Linked DNA regions of Mus musculus: region 1 is linked to region 2. The links are chromatin loops, found by intact Hi-C in ENCODE. Cell type or tissue: gastrocnemius. All regions are shown on one strand. Each heading gives the region's core, and the rest is flanking DNA. Links, peaks and the distances in the headings are about the cores only.

Region 1 (6,348 bases), core at 1,931-4,430, 380 kb before region 2:
ATAGCTGACTGTGAGCATCCACTTCTGTGTTGCTAGGCCCCGGCATAGGAGTAAATTTTTTATGTCATTCGAAACTGTGAATGTAATGAATTAAATTGCTAGAAGTAAAAGACACAAACCAGCTCAACAAAGAAAAAAAAAGAAGTGTTCCATACAAGAAAGTTACTTCATGTGTAAAATGAATAAATGTAAAAAAATAGAGGCTGAAAATGAAAGGTTGTACCAAGACATCTATCTATACACATAATCACCAAGAGCACCCAGGGCTAGGCACATTTGTACAAACCAGACATAATGACAGAACCACAAGGGACAAGGAGGCTCACCAGGCAACACTCTAGGGGCCAACTGATGAGATTTGACAACTTAAAATTATGTTCACCTAGTGCAACAATATAAGGCAAACATTGTTAGATTTATAAAGACAGAGGAGATCTAATAAATAATAATAATAAAATAGGCTTCAACACCCTATTTTACTGGCCACATCAAATCAAACCAAAAAGAAAAAATGGCCAAGAAACTTTGGAGTTAGCTGTCCTCTAGACCAGAAGAATCTGCAAGGTGCTCACGGAACTGCCCCTCAAACAGCTGCAGAATAAAATTCATCAGCATGTGGAACATTTTCCAGGGTATTTTTTATATCATGCAGCAAAAAAAAAAAAATCTCAATATACTTTAATGAAATAAGAACAGTAATCTTTTCTGACCACAATGAAACACAACTGGAAATCAACAAAGGAAACCATAGAAAGTATGTGTGGAGAGAGACCTCACAATGCTCTATGGAATGAAAAACATATTTTAAAATTATTCAACCAATTTCCAATAGGGAAAGGCACACAACAACCCAAAACTTATAAACCGAAGCAGCATTAAGTGGGGCATGTTGGGGCTGTGGATGCCCCTCAGTGGTGAAAGAACTCACATTGAGTCCCTGATCCAGTGCCAAACTCTGCAGAATGTGTGAGAAGAGGGGTAATAATAATGAACACTATCCCACAATGCAACCCAACAATGCACATCCAAAACTGGGAAACAAGAAAACACAAAGTTAGTAGAGTGAGGCAAAGACCAGAGAATAAGCAAAAGACACAAAAAGAACACAGCTTCCTCAAATACAACAAAGAGCTGATAAATATATATTCTATATTATAACAATATATTATTTATTATATAGTATAATTTATTATTTTATAATGTATTGTTATATATTATATACCATGTATTTAATATCATATAGCATATGATACATGACATGTAATGTATCATATTATATGATTATATATTATATACTGTGTATATCATATAGATCATACTATATATAATATTATATATTGCATAATATATAATTTATAGTTAGATATTATGATATAATGTGTCATATATGGTATCATATATAATATAATATATCATGTATTTTATATTATATATCATATATATTAGAGTAGTTGGGCATGAAGGAGGAGAGATAAAGATTTGTTGAGATGTTGCTGTGACTAACAGAGCTAAGGTTCTCCAGAGAAAGAACTTGTTTACATGGACACAGGTACTCAAGGCATTTTCCCGTGACAGCTGTCCTTGGTTGTCAACTACATTTTGGAATTAACTAAAAAGTCAAGTCACTAGGCACACTTATAGGAGATTTTTAGCTAATTGGATCATGAGGTAGAAAGGCTTACCTTAAATTTGGAAAACTCAAAGTGGGAAGACATTCTCTAAATCTGGGCCACATCTCATGGTAGCCTATATAAGAAGACAAGGAAGGAAAAAACCTTCTGCTCTTTGCCTGCTTGCCCTTGCTCTTGCTTCACTGATATTAGGGGTTGCTTCTTCAGGACTCCAGAGTATAGTGAACACCAGCTGAGACATCCAGCCTTGTTGACTGAACAACTACTGGATTCTTGGACTTTCTATTGGGAGAAAGCCAGTGTTGGACTAGCTAGACCATGGCCTGTAAGCCACTCCAATAAACCCATTTTTCTGTATACATATTCGGATTCAGTCTATAAGTTTTGTTTGTCTAAAGAACCCTGACTGATATAGGTCCTCAGGATACTCACTAAATACAGGTGGCTACAGTGTGTACCATCTAGTGAGCATATTCTTTTTCTAGCCTGGGCTTGATTTCTCTTGTTCCATCTCAAAAATTATCCAGTGGTGCACAGCTATGAACAATGATGGCCCTCTATTTGACTCACCAGCATCAATCAGCTTCGGAATTCCAGCCAAGTTGTGCTTCAACCTGTTCTGATATACAACACAGCCATTTGTCTTCAGATCCCATAACAAGTCCTTTTATGACAAATCCAGTTTTGCTTACTCAGCTCAGAACCCTGGTGCTCCAGGTTTGCAGACCTTTGAAAGGGAGGATCACTTTACAGCACTGTGCTGCTGAGCTTGGCAACCCTGGACAGACAGCAAGGGGCAGTAAGTACCAAACTCTGGTCCTCTTTCTCTCTGACCTTGTGTCAGGTTTTCTGGAAATTAATGCAAGACAGAGCAACAGTATTCTTACCTAAAGCATTAAAATTCTTCCTACACACACACACACACACACACACACACACACACACACACACACAAACAGGAGAGGGGGAAGGGGAGACAGACAGACAGACAGACAACACACACAGGAGAGAGTGGGGGAGGGGGGAGACAGACAGACAGACAACACACACAGAGACACACACAGACAGACAGACACACAGACACACAGAGACAGGCAGGCCGACAGGTAAACAGAGACAGAAAGACACAGAGACACAGAAAGACGGCTCCTCAAAAACAAGTTAGAAGGGGTGGGAATGGAAAGAACGAAGAAGGAGAATGTGAGGAGCACTTGAAGGAGCATTTGAAGATCAAGACCTTGAACCATGGCTAGAGTGTGCTGAGCAAGGTATATGGCATGAGATGCCCTGACACATGAACAGGGACCATCTTCACCCTGCGACAATATGGCAACTAGAGTTATTTTCAACTGAAGGCAAGATCCCAAACTGTGATGATGATCCCTGCTCTCCAAACCAGAGCCCCTTCCTATGGGAAGAAACCAAAGTCCTGTGAAGTGGCTATGTGACTTGATCCTACAAAGTCCTTGGTACTCAGCCAGCATCACATGCCAGCCACGTGGACAGGCCTGTCACGTACTCAGGAAGCTGCAGCCTCAGTTGGTGTCTGCCCACAGGTTTCTGAGACAAGAACTGAGCCCAGTCAGTCTGTAGAATGACAAGTGATCAGAAACACTAAGCATTTCAAGCCATTGAGTAACCAGAATCAATAAGGTTCTGCGTGCCATATAACTCAATGTTCCTGGTCATCAAAAGACTATAGGATCCTGGCAGGTGGATGTCATGCATTGTGCCTGATAGTTCGACCAATGCTGTACACACCAAAAGTCCTCGGTACAAATATTTGTTGAATGAAACAAAATGGCATGCTTTTCTGGGAGGAGAAAAGGCAATTAGCCAAATGATTGTCTTGGGACACTTCCACAGTGGCATTACTATGTCCCACTTGGAATGTCAAACACTAAGGTGAAAGACCTCTCTCTGTCCTTGGAGAAATTAGGATAGCAAAGAGAAACCTCTGCTCAGGGACAAAGATAAATGATGAAATGTTTTTGCCCAGACTCTTTCAAAAGAGCCAGTGTGGAGCACAAGTGACCTTTGAGTTGAAACCTGAGAGCTTTCCTCTTTCTCTGTGAGCAGCCAGATTTCAATATTTCCCTCTCATTGATTGCTGCTTGGTGGCAGAGGAGACCTAGGCTCTACAGTCAGAGAAGCCCAAGTTTCTGTTTAGAACATCAGATTTTTGGCTTGTAGACAAGTTACTTATTTCTCAAGGGCCCTATTTATAATAATAATGATAATAATAATGATTTCTTTCACCAGTTGCTTTACTGAATTGCTTAGGTACTAAATACAATAAAAGCACTTAGGGTGATGATCCATTACATAGAACACAGCAAAAATAAACGTCAACTGCCTTTTAGTCCACAGTTTTCTTGATCTTCATAAATACTGTTGTCTTGGATGAAAGCAAGATATTATTTGGTATTGATTGACTTAGCAATTATTTTAGCTGCCTTCTAGAGTGCAAGTTGGGCGCACCCTAAAAGAGAAGGAGCTCTCATCTCAAGACATAGTGGTGCGTTGGTGTCATGATGCAAGCCTGTGGGGAGAAGGAGAATGCCGAGAAGAGACATCACATCTGGGCGTGCTTGGAGGGTTGTGAAGCTTCCCAGGTAACCAAGCTCTACTAAAAACAAAACAAACAAACAAACAAAAAGACTATCTATTTATGTTCATTAAAAAAACTAATAGTGATATATTATTTTGAAATATACTGTTAATATAATTGGAGTTATTTAAAATTTATATTGAGAAAAACATATGTATTTTCAGTACTGCTGTAGACAAGCATCTACATAAGACTGTTCAATTGATTGTTGTTTTATATCAAACAACTTTTAAAATACTCATCTTTATTGTTAAAATATTTTATAAATTGTAAAGAATATGATAAAAATGAAAGGTATTGTAGGTTTTGAAGGGGGTGTCTCTGGGAGGAGTTGGGGTACAAAAGGGAAAAAAGAATGTGATGTAAGTTTATTTACTCAAGACATGTTTTTAAATGTTAACAAATTCAGATAAATTGAAAGTATGTATCTTTTCTCATCATAATGCAATAAAGGCAGCATTTTCAACAAATGGTGCTGGCACAACTGGCGGTTATCATGTAGAAAAATCCGAATTGATCCATTCCTATCTCCTTGTACTAAAGTCAAATCTAAGTGGATTAAGGAACTCCACATAAAACCAGAGACACTGAAACTTATAGAGAAGAAAGTAGGGAAAAGCCTCGAAGATATGGGTACAGGGGAAAAATTCCTGAATAGAACAGCAATGGCTTGTGCTGTAAGATCAAGAATCGATAAATGGGACCTCATAAAATTGCAAAGCTTCTGTAAGGCAAAAGACACTGTCAATAAGACAAAAAGGCCACCAACAGATTGGGAAAGGATCTTTACCTACCCTAAATCAGATAGGGGACTAATATCCAATATATATAAAGAACTCAAGAAGGTGGACTCCAAAAAATCAAATAACCTCATTAAAAAATGGGGTGCAGAGCTTAACAAAGAATTCTCACCTGAGGAATACGGAATGGCTGAGAAGCATCTGAAAAAATGTTCAGCATCACTAATCATCAGGGAAATGCAAATCAAAACAACCCTGAGATTCCATCTCACACCAGTCAGAATGGCTAAGATCAAAAATTCACGTGACAGCAGATGCTGGCGTGGATGTGGAGAAAGAGGAACACTCCTCCATTGTTGGTGGGATTGCAGGCTTGTACAACCACTCTGGAAATCAGTCTGGCGGTTCCTCAGAAAATTGGACATAGTACTACCGGAGGATCCCACAATACTCTCCTGGTCATATATCCAGAAGATGCCCCACACGGTAAGAAGGACACATGCTCCACTATGTTCATAGCAGCCTTATTTATAATAGCCAGAAGCTGGAAAGAACCCAGATGTCCCTCAACAGAGGAATGGATAAAGAAAATGTGGTACATTTACACAATGGAGTACTACTCAGCTATTAAAAAGAATGAATTTATGAAATTCCTAGCCAAATGGATGGACCTGGAGGGCATCATCCTGAGTGAGGTAACCCAATCACAAAAGAACTCACATGATATGTACTCACTGATAAGTGGATATTAGCCCAGATACTTAGAATACCCAAGATATAAGATACAATTTGTGAAACTCATGAAACTCAAGAAGAATGAAGACCAAAGTGTGGACACTTTGCCCCTTCTTAGAACTGGGAACAAAACACCCATGGAAGGAGTTACAGAGACAAAGATTGGAGCTGAGACAAAAGGATGGACCATCTAGAGACTGCCATATTCGGGGATCCATCCCATAATCAGCCTCCAAACGCTGACACCATTGCATACACTAGCAAGATTTTGCTGAAAGGACCCTGATATAGCTGTCTCTTGTGAGACTATGCCGGGGCCTAGCAAACATATAAGTGGATGCTCACAGTTAGCTATTGGATGGATCACAGGGTCCCCAATGGAGGAGCTAGAGAAAGTACCCAGGGAGCTGGGGGGATCTGCAACCCTATAGGTGGATCAAGAATATGAACTAACCAGTACCCCCCGGAGCTTGTGTCTCTAGCTGCATATGTATCAGAAGGTGGCCTAGTCAGCCATCAGTGGAAAGAGAGGCCCATTGGTTGTGTCAACTTTATATGCCTCAGTATAGGGGAACGCCAGGGCCAAGAAGTGGGAGTGGGTGGGTAGGGGAGTGGGTGGGGGAGTGTGTGG
Region 2 (6,348 bases), core at 2,243-4,742:
CACTCAAGCACAAAGGCACAAAACATCTGTACTGAAGATGAGCACATAGCAGAGCATGCACTTGCTTCTTTTATCTGTACTGGAGATGAGCACATAGCTAGAGCATTCACTTGCTTCTTTTATCTGTACTGGAGATGAGCACATAGCAGAGCATGCACATGCTTCTTTTATCTGTACTGGAGATGAGCACACAGCTAGAGCATGCACTTGCTTCTTTTATCTGTACTGAAGATGAGCACATAGCAGAGCATGCACATGCTTCTTTTATCTGTACTGAAGATGAGCACATAGCAGAGCATTCACATGCTTCTTTTGGTCACTGTGATGTCTATTCTTGGTTTTCAACTTATCTAAGTCTGGAATAACTAAACCTCAAAAATGGAGGGGCACACCTGTGAGGGAATTTATTTTATTTTTTTACTTAATTTGAAATAGGAAGCTCTACTCCTAATCGGATCTTTCAGGTAGGAACACAGCCCTTAAATCTGGATCTTGAGGTAGAAAGGCACCTTTTATCCAGAATGTTTGAGTTGGGAAGATCCACCTCTAATCTGGGCCATGCCTTCTTCTGGAAGCCTGTACATGAAAGAAGGAAGCCATCACGCTTTGCCTGCTTGCTCTCACCTTGCCAGCAAGTCCATTCCTCCTTTCCTGGAGCTACAGCCTGCTTCTCAGGAATTCCAGTAATACTGAAGACCAGTTGAAACATCCAGCCTTAATGACTGAAAAATTACTAGATTCTAGGGCCTTTGGTCCATAGACAGCCATTGTTGGATTAGTTAGACCACAACCTGTAAGCCATTCTATGAAATCTCCTTTCTCTCTCTGTAGAAAGATTCTTCCTAAAAGTTCTGTTACTCTAGAGAACCCTGACTAATATAATTATCAACAAGATGCAGAACTTTTGACTTAAGGACATTGGGGACATGTCTTTTTGTGGGAACTTTTAGACTGCAGGTTAGTACAGCACACGTAATGTTAGGGAAGGGATATTTACAACAAACTCTAACTCCTGATAACAGTGTAGACACTTCAGGTGCATGCGCTCATTAGATAGATTAATTTATTGCATACCAACCCTACTATGTCAAGCACTTCTAGCTCTGATTTTCAGATGAAAAAATTAAAACTGAGCTTCAGGTAATGCTCTTTCACATAGCCAGTAAGGAGGAAAGCCTCCATTTACTATAGCTTTGTCTACTTTCATGTTTGAGATAATCAGTGCTTTGTGTCAACATGACTGGACTATGGGACACCCATGGATAATCATTAGAACGTTATGTCTGGTGTTTATGAGGGTGTCTCTGAAAGAAATGAGTGATTTGACCAATAGTAAGTAGATCTGCTTACCATTTGGACAGTCAACATTTGGTCTGTCTTGTCATGAGTGGAAAGAATGTGGTGAATTTGCTGTCTTTGAGCTGAGGCATACAACTTCTCTTGCTCTCAAAAATCTGAGCTCTCAAGCTCTTGGCCCTGGGCTGAGCTCAAGTGTCCTATATCTCTAGTTGGTATAGGGCAGATCAGGGTTGTCTTACCTTCCATAATCACTTAGCCAGTTCTGACATCTTTGCATGCGTATCTCTGTGTAATATTGTTTTATCTCTCTGAAGAGTTCTAATGTATTATTCTTGAGTGTTTCCACAACCTCTCACAGTAGGTTAAACTTTCTATCCAAGAAAACAAATTTTGGGGGTGGGGGTTCGTGACCTGGAACTTGCTCTGTGGACCAGGGAACTGCCCACTACTGTCTCCTGAATGCTGGGATTAAAGTCATGCACCTCCATGTCTGGTCTGAATCCTTTGTTCTTTAACTACATATAGTTTCATTTTGATCTTTTAAAGAAGTCTAAAGAGTTCAAGAGAAATGTTTCATTGGTAAATGGGCTTAGAGAAGTAAATCAAGGAAATATTTTTTTCTCTCTCTTTTATTTATTTTTTTTGATTTAGGTTTTATTGAATTATGATGAGAAAAGATACATAATTTCAATTTATCTAAATTTATTAACATTTAAAAACATACTTTGAGTAAATAGACTTATATCATATTCTTCTTTCCCTTTTGTACCCCAGCTCCTCCAGAAGACCCCCCTTCAAAACCTGCAATCCCTTTCATTTTTTATCATATTCTTTAAAATTTTTTAAATATTGTAACAATAAAAATGAGTATTATAAAAGTTGTTTGATATAAAACAACAATCAGTTGAAGAGTCTTATGTAGATGCTTATCTACAGCAATACTGAAAATACATGTTTTTCTCAATATAAATTTTAAATAACTCCAAATATATTAACTGCATGATATTTTAAAATAATATTTCACTATTAGTTTTTTAAATGAACATAAATAGATAAAGTTTTTTTGTTTGTTTGTTTTGTTTTTAGTAGAGCTTAGAATCTTGGCTCTACCGTGGTACAAACACAAAATAAGAACAATTTTTGGACATTGGAGTTCATTGTAGTAAGGCTGAACTTCAATGTCCCTCATATCACCAAAGGATTTTACCTCCATAGTAGCTAAGCTAAGAGTTGACAGTTCTGCAGCACCAAGGAATGAATTGTACACACAATTTTTGGGTACAGATTTCCTGCTATGGTCAAAGCTATTTGACTTGAGTGATTGTCGTCATTCTCAGCCTGCAGGGAACAGGTTACATTCATTTAAGAAATGGTGTGTGTATTAAGATGGTCTATCCATGACGTCATCCATCAACTGTTTCAAAGAAAAATGGCTCTGCTTGGAGGGTGGCACAGACGTTAGGTGAGGGGAGGATTCTGATTGCTTGGCTGTGAGGATTTTGTAGGGATCATTCTTGGTATTGTACGTTCTGTGAATCTGAGCAAGCCTACAATGACATCTAGCTACTACTACAGTTTCTTATAGAATAGTTTCATTGCCTTAAAGAAATCTGAGATGCTTTTTCTATGCAGCTTCCCTTCCTGTTCATACATGGCTCCTGTGGTCTTACAATGTGCCTGGCTTTGCCTTACCCAGGATGTCATATATGAGAAACCTACTGTGTGCACTGTCTCAGGCTGGCTTCTTTCTCTTGGTTTGCATTTTGTTTTGGTCTTTCCCTTATTTTTCCACAACTCATTTCTTTATAGTGTTCCTTATTGTCCCACTGAGTGGATGCACATAGTCAATTTATCCAGTCTCCTTCTGAAGACTAGCTTGGTTACCTGCTTCCTTGGCTGTGATGATTTTGAAAAGCATTCATCTCAGAATAAGAGTAACTTATAAAGTCCTCTTCTTCAAAAGTAATACAATTTTGCCTCTGGGTGTTGTGGGACTGGCTGTGGAGTTTGCACCCAAGGTCTGCTCAGGGTACCAGCCCAGACTCAGGAATTCTTTTTTTTTTTTTTTTTTTACACTTTTTTAAAATTAGGTATTTTCCTCATTTACATTTCCAATGCTATCCCAAAAGTCCCCCATACCCTCCCACCCACCCACCCCCACTTTTTGGCCCTGGCATTCCCCTGTACTGGGGCATATAAAGTTTGCAAGTCCAATGGGCCTCTCTTTCCAGGGATGGCCGACTATCTTTAAAAATAAAACAAACCAACCAAACAGCCAAACAAACAACAAACAAATCAGGACCTTCAAAGTTAGTTTTTATTCAAGTGACCTTCTTCATAAACAAACAAACAAAACAAAAAACAGCATGGACTTCTTTGTCCCTCTTAGAAATCCCTCCAACTTGTCCAGTGACTTTGGAAATCAATCTGGTGGTTTCTCAGAAATTTGGGAATAGTTCTACCTGAAGACCCAGCTATACCACTCTGGGCATATACCCAAAAGATGCTCCACCATACCACAAGGACACTTGCTCAACTATATTTATAGCAGCTTTATGCATAGTAGCCAGAAATTAGAAACAACCCAGATGTCACTTAACTGAAGAACAGATAAAGAAAATGTGGTATATTTATACAATGGAGTACTATTCAGTTATTAAAAACAAAGACATAATGAAATTTGCAAATGGATAGAACTAGAAAATATAATCCTGTGAGATAACCCAGACCCAGAAGGGTACACATGGTATGTACTCACTTATAAGTGGATATTAGCCATAAAGTTCAGGACAACCATGCTACAGTACAGAGACTCAAAGAAGCTAAGGCCCAAGGGCAGATGCTTGAATCTCATGCAGAAGGGGAAATAAAATAGACATCAGAAGTGGATGGAGAAAGGGAACTGTGGGGGATGGGGTAGAGGAGGAGTGGGGCCAGATTTATGGAGTGGAGGTGAGGTGGGGAGAGGGCTGGGAGAGAAAAATGAAATTGTCTTTGGGACAAGCTGGAGACCTGGGATGGGGGATGTTCCTGGGAGATGATAGGGGTAACCCTAGCTGAGACTCCTAGCATTGAGGGCTATGGAGCCTGAAGTGACCACTTCCTGTAAGCCAGGCAGGACTTTGGGTGGCGGGAGGGGGACACTAAGGGACCCATAAAATCTTCAATTCAAAATTTACCCAGCCTACAAGAGGTGCAGGGATAGAGATTGAGGGCCAACCAATAACTGGCCCCAGCTTGAGACTTGCCTCATGGGAGAGAGCCAATTCCTGACACTGTTAATGATACTCTGCTATGCTTACAAACAAGCACCTAGCATAACTCTCTCCTGAAAGACTTCATCCAGGGGTAGACAGAAACAGAGGCAAAAACCCACATCCAAACATCAGGTGGAGCTTGGGAGTCTTGTGGAAGAGTGGGGGATAGAAATGAGCAAGCTGGAGGGGTCAAGGGACACCACAAGAAGACCTACAGAGTCAGCTAGCCTGGGCCAATGGGGACTCATTGAGACTGAACCACCATCTAAAGGGCATGCATGGACTGGACCTGGGTCCTTTACACATATGTAGCAGATGTGCAGCTTGGTCTTCATGTGGGACCTTAACTTCATGTGGGAGCAGGAGCTGTCTCCAACCCTGTTGCCTGTCATTGGATCTCCTTCCCCTGCTTGGAATGCCTTGTTGGGCCTCTGGGAGAGAGGATATATGCTTAGTCCTCCTTTGACTTGATATACCAGGGTACATTGGTACCCAACGGGGTGCTCCATTTTCTCTGAAAAGAAGGGAAGGGGGATATGTGGGAGGAATGTGTGAGAGTAGGACTGGGAGGATAGGGGTCAACGATCAAGATGTAAAGTGAATAAAAATAAATAAGTTAAGAAATTACAAAAGAGGAAAAAAGTAAATTTCTCTATTTTTCTGGAATCTTTATTCCTCCTTTCCTACATGTTAAATAATAACTAAATTATATGTAAAATACAAAATATGATACAGAAAAGGAGCTGAAGAACTATGATGGTTGAATGGGAATTGCCTGCATATGCTCACTTATTTTAATGTTTGGCTTCTAGTTAGTGGAAATGTTTGAGAAGGGTTAGGAGGTGTGGCCTTGTTACAGGTGTGCCATTGGGTATGGATTTTGAGCTGTCAAAAGCCCAAATCAGGCTCAGACTCAAGCTTTCTGTCTGTCTGTCTCTCTGTTGGATTGTGGATCAGATGTAAGATCTCAGCTACTGTTCCAGCACCATCCCTAGCTATAAATTGCCTTGGTTATGGTGTCTCTTCAGAGCAATAGAAAAGTAATTAAGACAAGAACCATAATATTTTTGTACACCTCAGTTTTGTTCTTATAAAACTGAATTAATGTATATTTTATGTAAAATAAACAACTGACAACAACAAATGTGGGGGAAGGGGAGCCCTAATTCACTGCTGGTGCAGCAACTATGGAAATTGGGATGAAGAATCCTCAAGAAGCTATACACAGAGCTACCATATGAGCAAATCTCCCACTCCTCAGCATATGCCTAAAGGACTTGATGTTATCCTTGATAGAATATACACTCGCTCAGCTATGTTCATTGCTCTCTATCCTCAGTTGTCAGAAAATGGAAGCAACTTAAATGTCCTTCAGCTGATAGATGGATAATGGAAATTTGTGGTATGTATACATAATTAAATAATATTTGGCTTGAAGAAGAATTATTAAATTTGCAGGTAATTTTGTGGAACTAGAAAATATTGCATTGAGTGAGGGAACTCATAAAGACAAATGTTTCTTTTTACTTGTGGGTCTTAACCTTCTACCATTAGATATGATCACATTACCTGGAGAAACTCCAGATACCTGGGAGGTAGAAAACAGATCCAGATAGGGTGGAGGCTAAAAAGAACTCTAGAGAGGAACTAACAGGACACAGGACCTAAATAAAGGGTAATGGGAAGTAACAGGGGGACCTACTGGGAAGGGGAGGAGGGAAACACAGAAGGAGGGATAAATAACTTTAGAGATATCTGAAAAAGGAATAACAAAATTATGTTTTCTCATAAT

Evidence for each region. A loop is a pair of places that touch in the nucleus more often than their neighbours do. Peaks named below come from ENCODE experiments on the same cell type or tissue, not always from the same donor. Only the 100,000 strongest peaks of a DNase experiment are listed, where the experiment ranks them.
Region 1: it touches region 2 in a loop (29-fold over the local background); 5 of 42 quality-filtered maps call a loop at or near these places.

The regions. Positions count from the first base shown.
Region 1 is chr5:8,870,031-8,876,378 of GRCm38, forward strand. No RefSeq gene overlaps it. Among named protein-coding and RNA genes, the nearest start is that of Abcb4, 21 kb to the right of the region's middle. In gastrocnemius, for the core only: no CTCF peak of the experiment used is centred there; no DNase peak of the experiment used is centred there.
Region 2 is chr5:9,253,326-9,259,673 of GRCm38, forward strand. No RefSeq gene overlaps it. Among named protein-coding and RNA genes, the nearest start is that of Elapor2, 9.6 kb to the right of the region's middle. In gastrocnemius, for the core only: no CTCF peak of the experiment used is centred there; no DNase peak of the experiment used is centred there.